2 separate regions of the Mus musculus genome follow, and region 2 is linked to region 1. A link is a loop called in an ENCODE intact Hi-C map of the cell type or tissue named here. Cell type or tissue: left cerebral cortex. All regions are shown on one strand. Each heading gives the region's core, and the rest is flanking DNA. Links, peaks and the distances in the headings are about the cores only.

Evidence for each region. Peaks named below come from ENCODE experiments on the same cell type or tissue, not always from the same donor. Only the 100,000 strongest peaks of a DNase experiment are listed, where the experiment ranks them.
Region 2: it touches region 1 in a loop (4-fold over the local background); 3 of 42 quality-filtered maps call a loop at or near these places.

The regions. Positions count from the first base shown.
Region 1 is chr1:170,584,608-170,590,668 of GRCm38, reverse strand. It overlaps Nos1ap (nitric oxide synthase 1 (neuronal) adaptor protein), which reads left to right and starts at 820. Exons shown (of 10, transcript NM_001109985.2): 1 at 820-1,409. The coding sequence starts at 1,305. In left cerebral cortex, for the core only: a CTCF peak has its summit at 3,764; DNase peaks (open chromatin) are centred at 2,180, 3,042, 3,707, 4,167 and 2 more places; H3K4me3 peaks cover 4,003 bases; H3K27ac peaks cover 1,724 bases.
Region 2 is chr1:170,399,978-170,406,038 of GRCm38, reverse strand. All of the region lies in intron 2 of Nos1ap (nitric oxide synthase 1 (neuronal) adaptor protein), which reads left to right. Among named protein-coding and RNA genes, the nearest start is that of Spata46, 94 kb to the right of the region's middle. In left cerebral cortex, for the core only: no CTCF peak of the experiment used is centred there; DNase peaks (open chromatin) are centred at 2,555, 3,201 and 4,157; H3K27ac peaks cover 4,203 bases.

The sequences.
Region 1 (6,061 bases), core at 721-5,720:
CACACTCAGGTCTCAAATCCTGCTTTGGCACGTTCCTTCTTGCTTCAATAAGAAGCCTCACAGAATTCTGGAAACGTTCTCTTTCTTCCTTTTCTTTTCTTTTCTTTTCTTTTCTTTTCTTTTCTTTTCTTTTCTTTTCTTTTCTTTTCTTTTCTTTTCTTTTCTTTTCTTTTCTTTTCTTTTCTTTTCTTTTCTTTTCTTTTCTTTTCTTTTCCTTCCTATTTCTTTTCTCCTTTCTTTCTTATCACCAGCCAGTTAAAAAACTTTAATAAATGACATAAGAACATTCTGCAATTTCTTGTCCCTAGTGCAGCCTACTCCAGTTCTACGAGGCTGACGACTTTTATATATTTAAATTCTTCGCAAAGAAACCCTGCTGAGCCCCCAAATGCAAGCCACACACCCAAAGGGACAAAAAGCACTGGAGACAGCCCTCTTATTTGGTTTTCGCCTTGATTCTGAGGAGAAGCGGGGATCTCTGAATTAATGCTGTCCAGACCGAGGGTATCTGGGATAGATCTCTGGCCTTCTTGGGAAAACAAAACCCAATATTAACACCGCTTCTCTCGGGCTCCCCAAACAAAACCAAAACAAACACACACATGCAAGGCGATGCCGTTTCGCCACTACTAGTTAAGCGGACTGCGCCTGGATCGCCACGCTCCTGCGGTCTGGCCAGGGCGAAGTTCCCGGGTCTCGGCTCAGCGCTGCGGGGACTTTCACCTGCTGGGCGCGCGCGGGGCGCGGGGCGCGGGGCGGACCCGGCGGCGGCGGGCGGGGCTCTAGCGCGCGGGAGGAGTCGGTCCAGGCCCGCCCCGCAGGAGGAGCCGCGGGCTGGCAGCCGATCCGGCGTCTCCGTGACAGGCACCCTGCTCCGCCGCCACCGCCACCACCGCCGCCGCTGCCTTTCTTCCTCGTCCCGGGCCGTGCGCGCCGAGCTCGGGATCGGACTCCCGGTCTAGTCCCGCTTCTGGCCGTGCGCCCTTCGCTCGGCGTCCCGGTCCGGGGCTCCGCGCCGCTCGCTCCCGCCTGCCCGGCCGCCTGGCCGCCTCCCCGTAGTCAGAGCGCGGCCACCGAGCTGCTCGCGCCAGCCGCATCCGCGCCGCCCCTGCCGCTCGGCCCTCGGGAGGCTCGGCTCCCGGTTCACCCCTGCCACCTCCTGGCACCCAGGCTGCCCACCTCACGACCCGGGTCCTCGCCGCCGCCTCGCCCGGCCCCACTGTTCTCTGCACAGGGTCTCGCCAGCTCTTTCTCGTCGCCGCCACCGCCGCCCCCTTGGAGCAGCGGGTCCGCCGCGGGTCACCATGCCCAGCAAAACCAAGTACAACCTTGTGGACGATGGGCACGATCTACGGATCCCTTTGCACAACGAGGACGCCTTCCAGCACGGCATCTCTTTTGAGGCCAAGGTGAGGGGCCACCGGGAGGGCAGTGCCCTGAGAGGGCAGGTCTGGGGGAATGGGGTGCCAGCGGTCCTGGACTCAGAGCAGGTGGGCTAGGCCTTTCTCAGCTCTTGCCCAGAACAGCTAAAAATGAGCACCTGCAAAGTTTGAGGTGTACTGCCTCTTCCCCGTCTCCTACCTGCAGACACCCCATCCTCGCCCGCCAAGGCTGGATTGAGTTACTTCCCGGAGAAGGCTGAGCAGCGCAGCCTGCATGTCTGGCTCTTTAGAAAGCTTTAAGGAAGCGCTGGTGTTATTTACCTGCTGGCCTCCCATGAGAGAGGTGCTTTTGGAGGTGTTTTAAAAGGAGAATGCTTGTTTCCTGACCGGTTTTTAAAAAAGTTATATATATATGTGTATATTTCACACACACACACACACACACACACACACACACACACACACACACACACACACTCATTCCAAGTAGTTGAGTGTAGGTGTTAAAAGTTACTTCCCAAATGTCTGCTTTTGGACACTTTAGCATGTGTCAGTCATTGGTGTAGTAGTGGGGTGAAACCTGTTTTCTAGTTTTGTGGTGCACTGTTAAATCTCAGCAGTTGCTGATGAAGAATTTAGCCCAGACTGGAATTTGCAGGGTCAAGGCCAAAGCCACCCTTGGGGGAGGGGTGGAGTGGAAACCTCGCTGGACCAGTGGTTGTGTATAAGACAGGCAACCCGGTGACCTGACCATGAGGCACCTCTCTGTGTAAGGAGTTCTGGCTTCTAAGACTGCAGTGGAGTTTCCCGGAATGGTGCTTTTCAGTGGAAAAGGCTTCTGCTCGTGACTGATGCCCAGTCCTACCTATAACTTAAGGAAAGAAACGCGCAGGGATGCTCAGCATGCACAGTGTGCTTGTTACTGAGTGGAATTTAAGCGAGCTCTGTATAGATTGGGTTTTGAGAACAAGACTTTTGACAAAAGGCAGACTTGCTCCGTTCTCTTTTCTGCAGTGACCCGCAGGTTAGCCTGTTGTGCAAGGACTGCCGTCAGGTGTCAATTTCCTTTAGTTTGCAAAACATCATTGGAGTGTCAGATGCCCAGAGGTCATTTATCTTTACAGTTCCTCCCCTTTTCTCATGCAGATGGATGAATTGGTGACTCATATCCCCCCCAAACCCCAACTTTTCTCAGTCATATCTTCTAGAATTAGAGTTACCTCTTCACCCTATTGATGTCAAACTCTCCCTCGGAATACAGAGCTGGATTGCTGAGTAAAGGGGATCTGTCAGCCAAGATCCTATCTCACGTCTCTATCTCGGAATAGATCTGGTTGGCCTAAGATATGGGGTGTTTGGGCTCCTGTATGTCAGGGCCTATGGATTTGGTAAGCAGTTTCTTAAAAGTATAATGTTTTTTATTATGGTTAAGATTTAATTTTCTTGGTTATGCATACACTAAGAAATTGGCATTGTCTTGCTTGGTTAATCACAGTGTTCTATTAAAATATATATTTTTATTATTTTAAATTGTGTGTCCGTGTGTGTGGTTATGTGCATGTGAATGAAGGTCCCCTGGAGCCCCCTGGAGTCTCCTGGAGTCCCCTGGAGCTGGAGTAACAGATATTTCTGAGCTTCTGAACTCTTTGAAGTAGGTTCTGGGAACTGAACTCAGATCTGCTGTAAGAGCAGTGTGTGTGTTCTCAGCCACTCACTGAACCATCTCTCCAGCCTCATCAGAGCCTTTTCTTTTTAGAGAACTAGTGGGGGAAAGACTAGGACGATTTAAAGTTTTTTTTAATTTTTATTTCTTTATCTTTTATTCTTTTCTCATGGGCCTCTGCATTTGGTTCCAGATAGGTGTCAAAAATCTAATGTGTGCACATACAAATTGCAAGAAAAGTCCAATTCTTAGTATAATCCGCAGTTGGAATGCTGAGGCAGGGGGACTACCATGAGTTGGTAGCTTGCCTAGGATACATTGTCCTAGCTGAGAAAACCAACCACCCAGCCAACCAAAGAATAGTTTTAGACAAAATAGTCCAATTCCTCTATGCCCAATTGGGCTGCTGTATGTCTGGGCCTATGGATTTGGTAAGCAGTTGATATATTTATGGGACGTGTGTAGCTTTAGTGAGTATTGAGGTGGCCTAACAAAGCTGTTTGCAGTCCTTAAGAAATACTGAGCTTGAAGCTTGGCTCCAACTTCCTAGATCCCACTCTTTTTTCCCCCCTCTAGTACTAAACGTGTAGTTTCTTTTCTAAGCAAATGTCTGGGGGCTGCGTGGTGTAGTTTCTATAGTAACTCTCTAGATTCACAGACAGTGGTGGTCAGTAAGAAGAGGAGCCGTGGCTGGTCTAAGTTGTGTTCCCAACGCAGATCTGAAACACAGGGGGGCAGGCATGTGTAGTAACGTGAAGTAGAGAAGAAGAGACAAGGGTAGGTGGAGCTTCTCTAGGCCAGGCTGACGTTATGGACTGGGTTCTGAATTCTGGCTCTTGGTAGTTGATGCTGGACTCTGGCATATTCTTCAGATACCATGTCAGCCAAGACCTGCTCAGAGGCAGAAACAGAAGATCATCTCTTTGTGTGCCGTCACTCCCGACCGACCCTGGGCATGCCAGTTAGTGCCTCTGTAGCTAGCTTCCATCTCTATTGAGCAGTGTCTGTCCTGAGGCATGCATCATCATGGGCATTTCAGGGTTAAAGCACAAGGCACTTGCTCCTTGTTTTGGAAAAGCACCAACTGGAAAATGCAAATGTCTGGTTGCCTTGCTAGGCACCTTGGAGAAGGAGCCCAAGGCTTCCTTTCCCAAGGGTTGGCAGCTTTTCAGAAGCAACACTGGATGGAGAGATTCTCTGGATGTATGCCTCTAGTTTTTCAGAGTTCCACAGAAACACAAAGATTTAGGATTACCTGGGAAGACATGTCCCTGGCTGAACTTCCGTGTTCTTAAATACACATACCTTCCGGTATCGGTTGGTAGAGTGCTTGCCTACCATGCGTGAAGCTCTGGGTCACATCCTCAACACCACTGGTCTAGGTGTGGTGGTGCACACCTGCAATCCCAGTACCCCGGAAGTGGAGGGAGGAGGATGTGGGTACCCGAGACCCTAGCTTCCTGCATGCACCCCACCCCAAATGCATATCACAATGAAGCCCAAACTATATGCTTTCACCTGCAAAGCTTCACTTAAGTCTTTCTACTTTTTTTAAACCATGCATGTCTCCATATGTCTGTTTATATGAACTAGGATATAAGGCTCAGGGAGGCTGTTGCCTGCCATGGTTCTCACAGCCGAGTTGATTAAAGCTAGCCTTTGGTCTCTTCCATCCTTCAAATGCTTATATATTTGGTAATTTTTAAATGTCTTAGTTGCATGCCGCTGATTGTTGCACTCTGAAGTACTAACTCTGAAGACTTTCGTAGCGATTGTTACACTGAGTGTTGTCTGTTTCTCACAGAGTTTGTAAGCATCAGATAATGGAGACTATTTGACATCAGTTGGACTTTGGTCACTGTGACGGAATACCCAATCCATACAACTTAAAGAAGGAAAGGTTTATTTTAGCTCATGGATTCAGATGGTTCAGTCCGTGGTCCTAGTTCCTGGTTCTGATGGCAGAGGGGAACCCTAGCCTTGCAGGACCCCTCACATACTTGACATGCAGCCAGCGGGAGGGCAGCGCTCAGGTGTTTACTTGCCCCGCAGAAGCAAATGCTCCACACAGTGGAGTGATCTTTACCACCCATCGGGATGGTGGAAGCATGTGGCAGAAGTCACCCACCTCATGGCATAACGGAAGCAGAGGTAGCTGGTGGTGAGCAGACTGGGGACCAGGTACAGCTTTCAAGGCATATCCTCGTTATTTCCTTTCTCGAGCTAACACCCACTTTGTGAAGTTTCTACTACCCCCTAAAATAGCACCATGAGCTGGGGTTGAAGAGTTCGATATGCGAGCCTGTGGGGATGTTGCTGTAACCACAGGCTTTTCCACCTGAGCCAAAGTTCCTGAAATAACCACTCTGAGGTTGAATTATTTGTGAATAAAATATCCTAAGCCATAAACTTGGGTTGGTTCCCTGACTGGCTTGTGACTTAACCCATTTATTCTATTCTAATTTCTGCCATGTGGCTAGTTACCTTGCCTCAGGTTCATAAGACTGTCTATATCATCATTATGGCGAATCTCCTCCCTGCCTGATGCAGTCCCAGAATCCTCACTCCCCAGTGGACCTCCCTCCTCCTAGTTCCTACCTAAGCTAATAGGTCAACAACCTTTTATTGACAGATGAATCTTCCATACACTACACAAGAGATTTTCTCTACATATTGCATTTCCAAACCATAATGTATTGAACACTTATGGGCCCTACATTGTTCTAGCATCTGTCTCCTTTGATCAGTACCCTCCAGGGCATATGACCCCCTGGTCTGTGGCTGCCTTACCTACTCATGAAATAGTTGTTCCCTCTGTATGCCTAGCAGATACTCTCTGGACTATGGCTCAGATTGTCAAAACCGAATGGCACCTTAGCTATCTAGTGTAGACGTACTTTTTGGATGGAAACAGAGGACCCAAGGTACATAACCACATAATAACAGAACTACCGCTAATCTCTGGATACAGTTATCTGTTGCTGTCTAGTAAACAACCATAAGACTCAGGCTAGGA
Region 2 (6,061 bases), core at 310-5,309, 180 kb after region 1:
CCCTGGAACTACACTTTAGATGGCTGTAAGCCACCATGTGGGTGCTAGGAGCCAAGCCCTGGTCCTCTGAGAGAGCAGTATGTGTTCTTAATGCTCAATTTTCATTCCAGCCCCATGATGACACATTTTCATTGTAGTTTTGTCTTTGGGAGAATTTTGGACAGCCAGAATCATGTGGAATGTGATCTGTTGAGACTGGCTTCTACCAAGCAGCACTGTGTCTTTGAGATATATTGTACTTCCTAATATTTATATCAATAGTTCTATCCTTTGTATTAAAATGGTTACATGTGAACCAATTCACTTGTAATTTTCTGTAGTTACTCGATGTCATCCATGAACTACATTGTTTCCATTTTATTATATAACAAATATTTTAAAAATTGGAGACAGAGTCTTATTATGTTGTCCAGTCTGACCTCAAACTTGTGATCCTCCTGCCCCAACTTGCTGAATGCTGGGGTCACAGATAGGCAAACAAGAGCTCATTAGTAAAATCGGATACATTGCCCTTTTTTTTTTATAAATAAAAGTTTCATCAGTCTATGGCCACATGTATTTATCAGTGATTATCTATTGTTACTTACATGTTTCTGTGTCAGACTTACATAGTCACAATAGAGAAAACATGGCCCTCAATGAATAAAGTAACAGTTTCACTAGAAAAAAATTGCTGACTCATGTAGCTGTGGCTGCTGCTGGGCATGAGTCGGAATAGACACTTTGGTGTAGTTAAAACTGAGTCCTAGAGCTAAGGAGATAATAGTTCACTTGTATCTGCATTGTATAAGAATAAATATATCAGTTTGGATCCTCAACACCCAGCACCCACAACAATAGCTGGGGGCAACAGAGCATGCAGATTAGGTGGGTCCCTGCAGCTCATTAGCCATCCAGGCTAGTAGCCATGCTCAGTGCACATGTGTTCACGCACACACACACCACACACACAAAACACTTATGTGCTCACACCTATAGAAGCATGTATGCTAACCTTCTCTTCATAGAAAACAAAGGATACTTATGTTTTTCCTACCCCAACACCAGACATGTTTTTACCCAGGACCATGGGTTATCCGAGGACCATGGAAAATCTGATCTAAGCTTGGAGCAGCTTCGGTGAGGGGCTGAAGGGAAAGCTGAAGTGGAGCTCATTTGTGGTGCACTGCATCAGCTGTGAGGATGGGGAGACAAGGACAACAGAGTGATTAGATGGCCCATTCTTGGTTTCTGTGGTCAGCTGTAACTTCCATTGCCCATGGTCTTCAGACTTAGCTACATAATAAATTTACCTGCATGTTCCGTATCTTCTTCAGCACCCCAGCTATGCTGTGTAGACGATGTCAATCAAACTGTTTACGAGTGAATCTGGATGAGAGCATTTTATGTTTGCCACGTAGTTCCAGTGCTTAGCATACCTTGAGAACATTTGTCCCTTTGACCTCAAGGAAGTATTGCTGCTGCCTGCTGACCGTAGATCATTCTTGGCCTCTGATAAAGCCTCTACTCTGAAAATTTGTCGTGTGAATTCTCACATCTTTACCGTGATGTATCAGAGCTGTATGAGTTTTATCGTTTGTGTGTTAGAATTTGACTTTTGGCTGTTTCTGAGAAATAGCGTGTGCGGGATGTTTATATCACTTGAAATATTGATGTATTCTAATGCCTGGAATCAGAATGTTAGCAGCCAACAGCTCTAGAGTCTTGCTGTTCAAAGCTGCTTCTTAGAGTATAACTGTTATTGAGACCTTTTGGAAATTAAGGGTCCTTGGATGCCTTCAGTCCTGCAGAGCTTACTCATAAGGACCTTAAGAGTTGTGAAACACGACTTTAAAGTATATCGTAGGTGGATGCTTGGTGGTGAGGCACACAGCAATTGTAATGGAAGAAACTGCTTTTCAGAGATTCCATTGTTCCCTTAGAGGCAGAATGACTGACAGCTGTTATGACTTCTAACATCTTTCCCAGTTCTGATTTTATTATTGTTCTCCTTGTAATTTCCCCAGCATCTCCTTAGAATCCTTCCTGCATCTTCTCTGCCTCTCCACCCTTGGTGTTCACTGCAGGCTCCATTCTTCCTCCTGTAGTTTTTGTATCAGCCTCATGCCTGGATCTCTCAAGTCCCTGAGAGGAGAGCACAGTCTATTCTCTTACCTCTTTCTTACCTTCAGTTACAGGGGAGAGTCAACGTTTCAAGGACTTGAGGCTGTAAAAGGAGTCCCAGGGACTGCCTGGCCTCTGTCAATTCCCCCTGACTCTCTTTCCTAGTTCTCTGGTGCAAGATGCATAGTAGAGCCTTTGTGCTCTCCTGTGCTGTCTTCATTGAAGGCATTACTACTTTTTCCAGCCATGGGATTTATAGACCATTTTTCCCTCGTTCTTCCTCTCAGCCTATAACTTAATATTTGATGCATGTTCCTGCTCTTTCCTGGATTTCTTGTTTCCAGTGTCATTCCTTCTAAGTCCTCAGTGCTGGTGCCAAGATCATGTTCAACATCTGCCTCTCTATTTTTTCACTCTCTAAACACCCTTAAGCATGATGCTCCCTCCTACTTTCAGGATAAAGCCGCATCTCCCATTTCCTCTCCATCCACATCCTTTTCCTTTCGTATCTTTGTTTCTTGCTCTGAGGCCCACCTGATGTCACCAAACACCTTCATGTCTTTGTCTCTGTACATTTACCTTCATTTCTCCATGTGCCCATCCTACCTATCTGGGTTCTGAAGTTTGTATTGTTCCAGGACATTTCTCAGATGCAGCCTAAACCAATTCACTCACCTCGTAAAAGAGAAGATGATACTCAGAGAGGTCTGAGGACTTGACAAGGTTGCAGGAAGCACTGCACATGCTTGTTATGAAATTCACATTAGGGTTCAGTGTGGCTTTGTCTTAGAACTTCATGAAAGTTTTTCCATTTAACTTCATAAGTTAAGTGTGGGATGTGTGGGGTGGATGTTGAGAGATCCCCAAGATCATAAAACATGCCTTTTATAGAGAAAGGGAGGAAAATCAAACTTGAGAGACAGAAGGATCCATCATTTGTCTTGTAACCATTTTTTTTTCCTGAAGAAGAGAATCTTAAATCGTGACTCCACTAACTCTGGGAAGCGTTTATTCTTCCTGCTGTGTGAGCCTGTGGCTGTGAGTTGTCCCTGTGAGCAGTGCTGTTCCCCTCCCCGCTTTGTGTGATGCATCACATTCACCAGTTAAAGGAAAGCCTGGCCTAAATACCAGAGGAGAATGATAGAATTGGTTAGAGTTGTTAACTGTGTTATGTTTTCAGATTGTCCTCTTTCTCCACCTCCGATTTTCCTCCAAGACAGGGGCTCTAATGCAGTGGACTCTCCTTGCTGCTGAGCCATACAACCATGGGGGAAAACCTGAACATCTGTCCTGAACACGTGCACACTGTTTTTTTTTTTTTCTTCACTAGTCCCTAAGCAAGGGAGTACGGCAACTGTTTCATAGCATTTACATTTGCATAATGGACTACAAGTCACCCAAAGATGATTTAATGTATACAAGAGGATGTGCAAAGGTTATATGCACGAGTGACACTGTTTTATGTAAGGGACTTCAGCCTCTGTGGTTTTAGGGTATCTGCAGAGGATCACGGGGCCAACCCCTACAGAGTGAGGGATGTCTGGCCTTGTTTCTAATGGGCGGTGGGAGTCACTAGAAGGAAAGGCAGCCCAGAAGCAATGAGATATTTTTAGGCTGGTACTTATCTTGCTCCATAGATCAGTCTGTCAGGCCCTCAATCATTTGGGATAGCTGGTCGGTTCCCCATGACCTGTTAACATGTTCCTAGCCAGGGAAAAAAGCAATGGCTATATTCTGGCTATATATATATATAATGGCTATATATATAGTCTTGTCTCCTCTCTACAAGGAGCAGCTGCCACTCCTGAGCTCCCCTGAGTACACAGCCCCAAATTGCCTATGCTCCAGGCTGCCACTGCCTTTCCTTGGAAGGCCTGCCTAATTTGCCCTCTTCCATCATTCTGGTCTCTTGATGCTGTGCAAATGCCTCCTACCCATAAAACATCTGTGTCTGGACGAACGTCTCCCCCACCTTCTCAGTCTTTCCGACAGCTACGAACTTGACTGCGTCCTGCCTGGAAGCCATCTATGTTCAGAAGGTCCTTTTACTGTGTTTTTCTGACCTTGTTAGTATTCTGTGCTTTCCCCAGGTCATTGGCATGTGTTCCTGAGCATTGAAGGCGGTAGAAAAGCAGTAGAAGAAATGAGGTCAGGCTGTGTTATTGGGGTGGGAAGAACAAGTGGGGAGGATGGGAGAGCTTCCCACCTAGGAGACTAGAAATGTCGCTGGCCCCATAATTTCCAGTTAGGTCCTCTTCCTTTTCTTGCTTCCTGTTTTAAGATAGGGTTTCATATACATCAAAGCATTTGTTAAACATACACTAGATAAATAGAGATGTTAATGAATAATTTTATCTCCTTGAGGAAGTAAAATTATGGAGCCAGTGAAAGAGATAGACGTCAGGCAACAATGACAAAGCTAAGTATCAAGAGATGTGAGTTCCAGGCTTGGGTTTTCTGCAGAGGGACCTGGAGGGAAGTCTTTTATCGGCCTTGGATACCAGCTCTCTTCATCTGTGTGAAGAAAACCTAGGTCAACCTTTGTGAATCGAAATGGTTCAAACATAGGTTTCCTCTAGAAACTTTTAAAGTGAGGTCTTACAGACATACAGAAGCTCAGAGTCTATGTGTGTGCATGCACACACATGATCGTGCACAGCACCAGACACCTGTCATGTAGCAGGACTTACTTCCAGTGTATTAGTCATGATTTTAGCAGCCTTTGGTTTAAAAAATGCATGATGGCGAACCTCAGTGATCCTTCCTTAAGAATTTGTATTTAAGCTGTTACGATAATAGATATAATAAACAGTAGTATAAGTATGACCCATATACATTGATTTCTTCCAAGGCACCTCTTTTTTCTTTCTTTTTGGCTTAGGGATATGAGTTTCTTATCACTATGCTAAAAGCCTCTGACAGAAACATCTTAAAGGAGGGAAGGGTTATTTTTGGATAAGGGTCTTAGCTATTTCAGTCTGTGACCTGCTGGGTCTCTACTATGGGACTGAGGCAAAGCTGACCATCACAGCAGGGAGCATGTTGCTCACCTTGTAGTGGTAAAAGTGAGAGATTTGCTTACAGGTCTGGTCACACAAGCACACTGTTGTCACGGGCAAAGGGGGGTGATCCTTCTGGATCAATTGAAGAAGCAAATTGTAAGTGATCATCTGAGATAGCTGTGAGAAGGATCTTCTAAATGTCGCCCAGACCTGTTATGGCTGGAGTGAAGTCTCTAGGTGTCATTGCAGAGTGTCTGGGTGTCAATGATGGCGCAGTGGTAGTGCAGTGAATCCTGTGACTGGAATGTACAGGACACTAGTGGCTGTTTAAATCTCTTACCTGACATCAGAGGGCTAGACTGGAGTTCCCAAAAGCAGCAGATTTTGTATTCATTCCGTTTCATTTCCTTTTCCCCTTTTCTTTCCTTTTTATCCCCTCTGCTGAGAATTGAAGCCAATGGCTTACACATAGTGTTGTGCCATTGATCTACACCTCAAGCCTTTGGACTCCAACTTGGAGCAATCCTCCTGCCTCTGCTTTCCAAATGCTCGATTACAGCTGTATATACCACAACACCTTGCTTCTTGGTTCTTATGTTTTTGAGACTAGGTCTAATTAAGAAGCTCAGCCTGCATAAACTTGCTATGTTACCTAAGATGGCCTTGAACTTGTGACCCTCCTCCCTCAGCCCACCAAATACTAGATTGTAGTTGTAAGTCATTACCCCTGGCAATCAGAAAGTTATGTATTTAGCCAAAATCATGGGTTCTGTGCAAATGAAGTTGTGGTTGGTGCTGGCCCAGGGGCTTTAGAAATGATGAAAGTTTCTTACAGTCCTTGACCTGGGAACCGAGAAGATAACAGCTGAGTGTTGGATCAGTTCATTACCTCTACCTGGTCAACTGGCCAGGAATGGAGGAACAGCCCAACAGTGTTCAATCAAACAATAGAACTG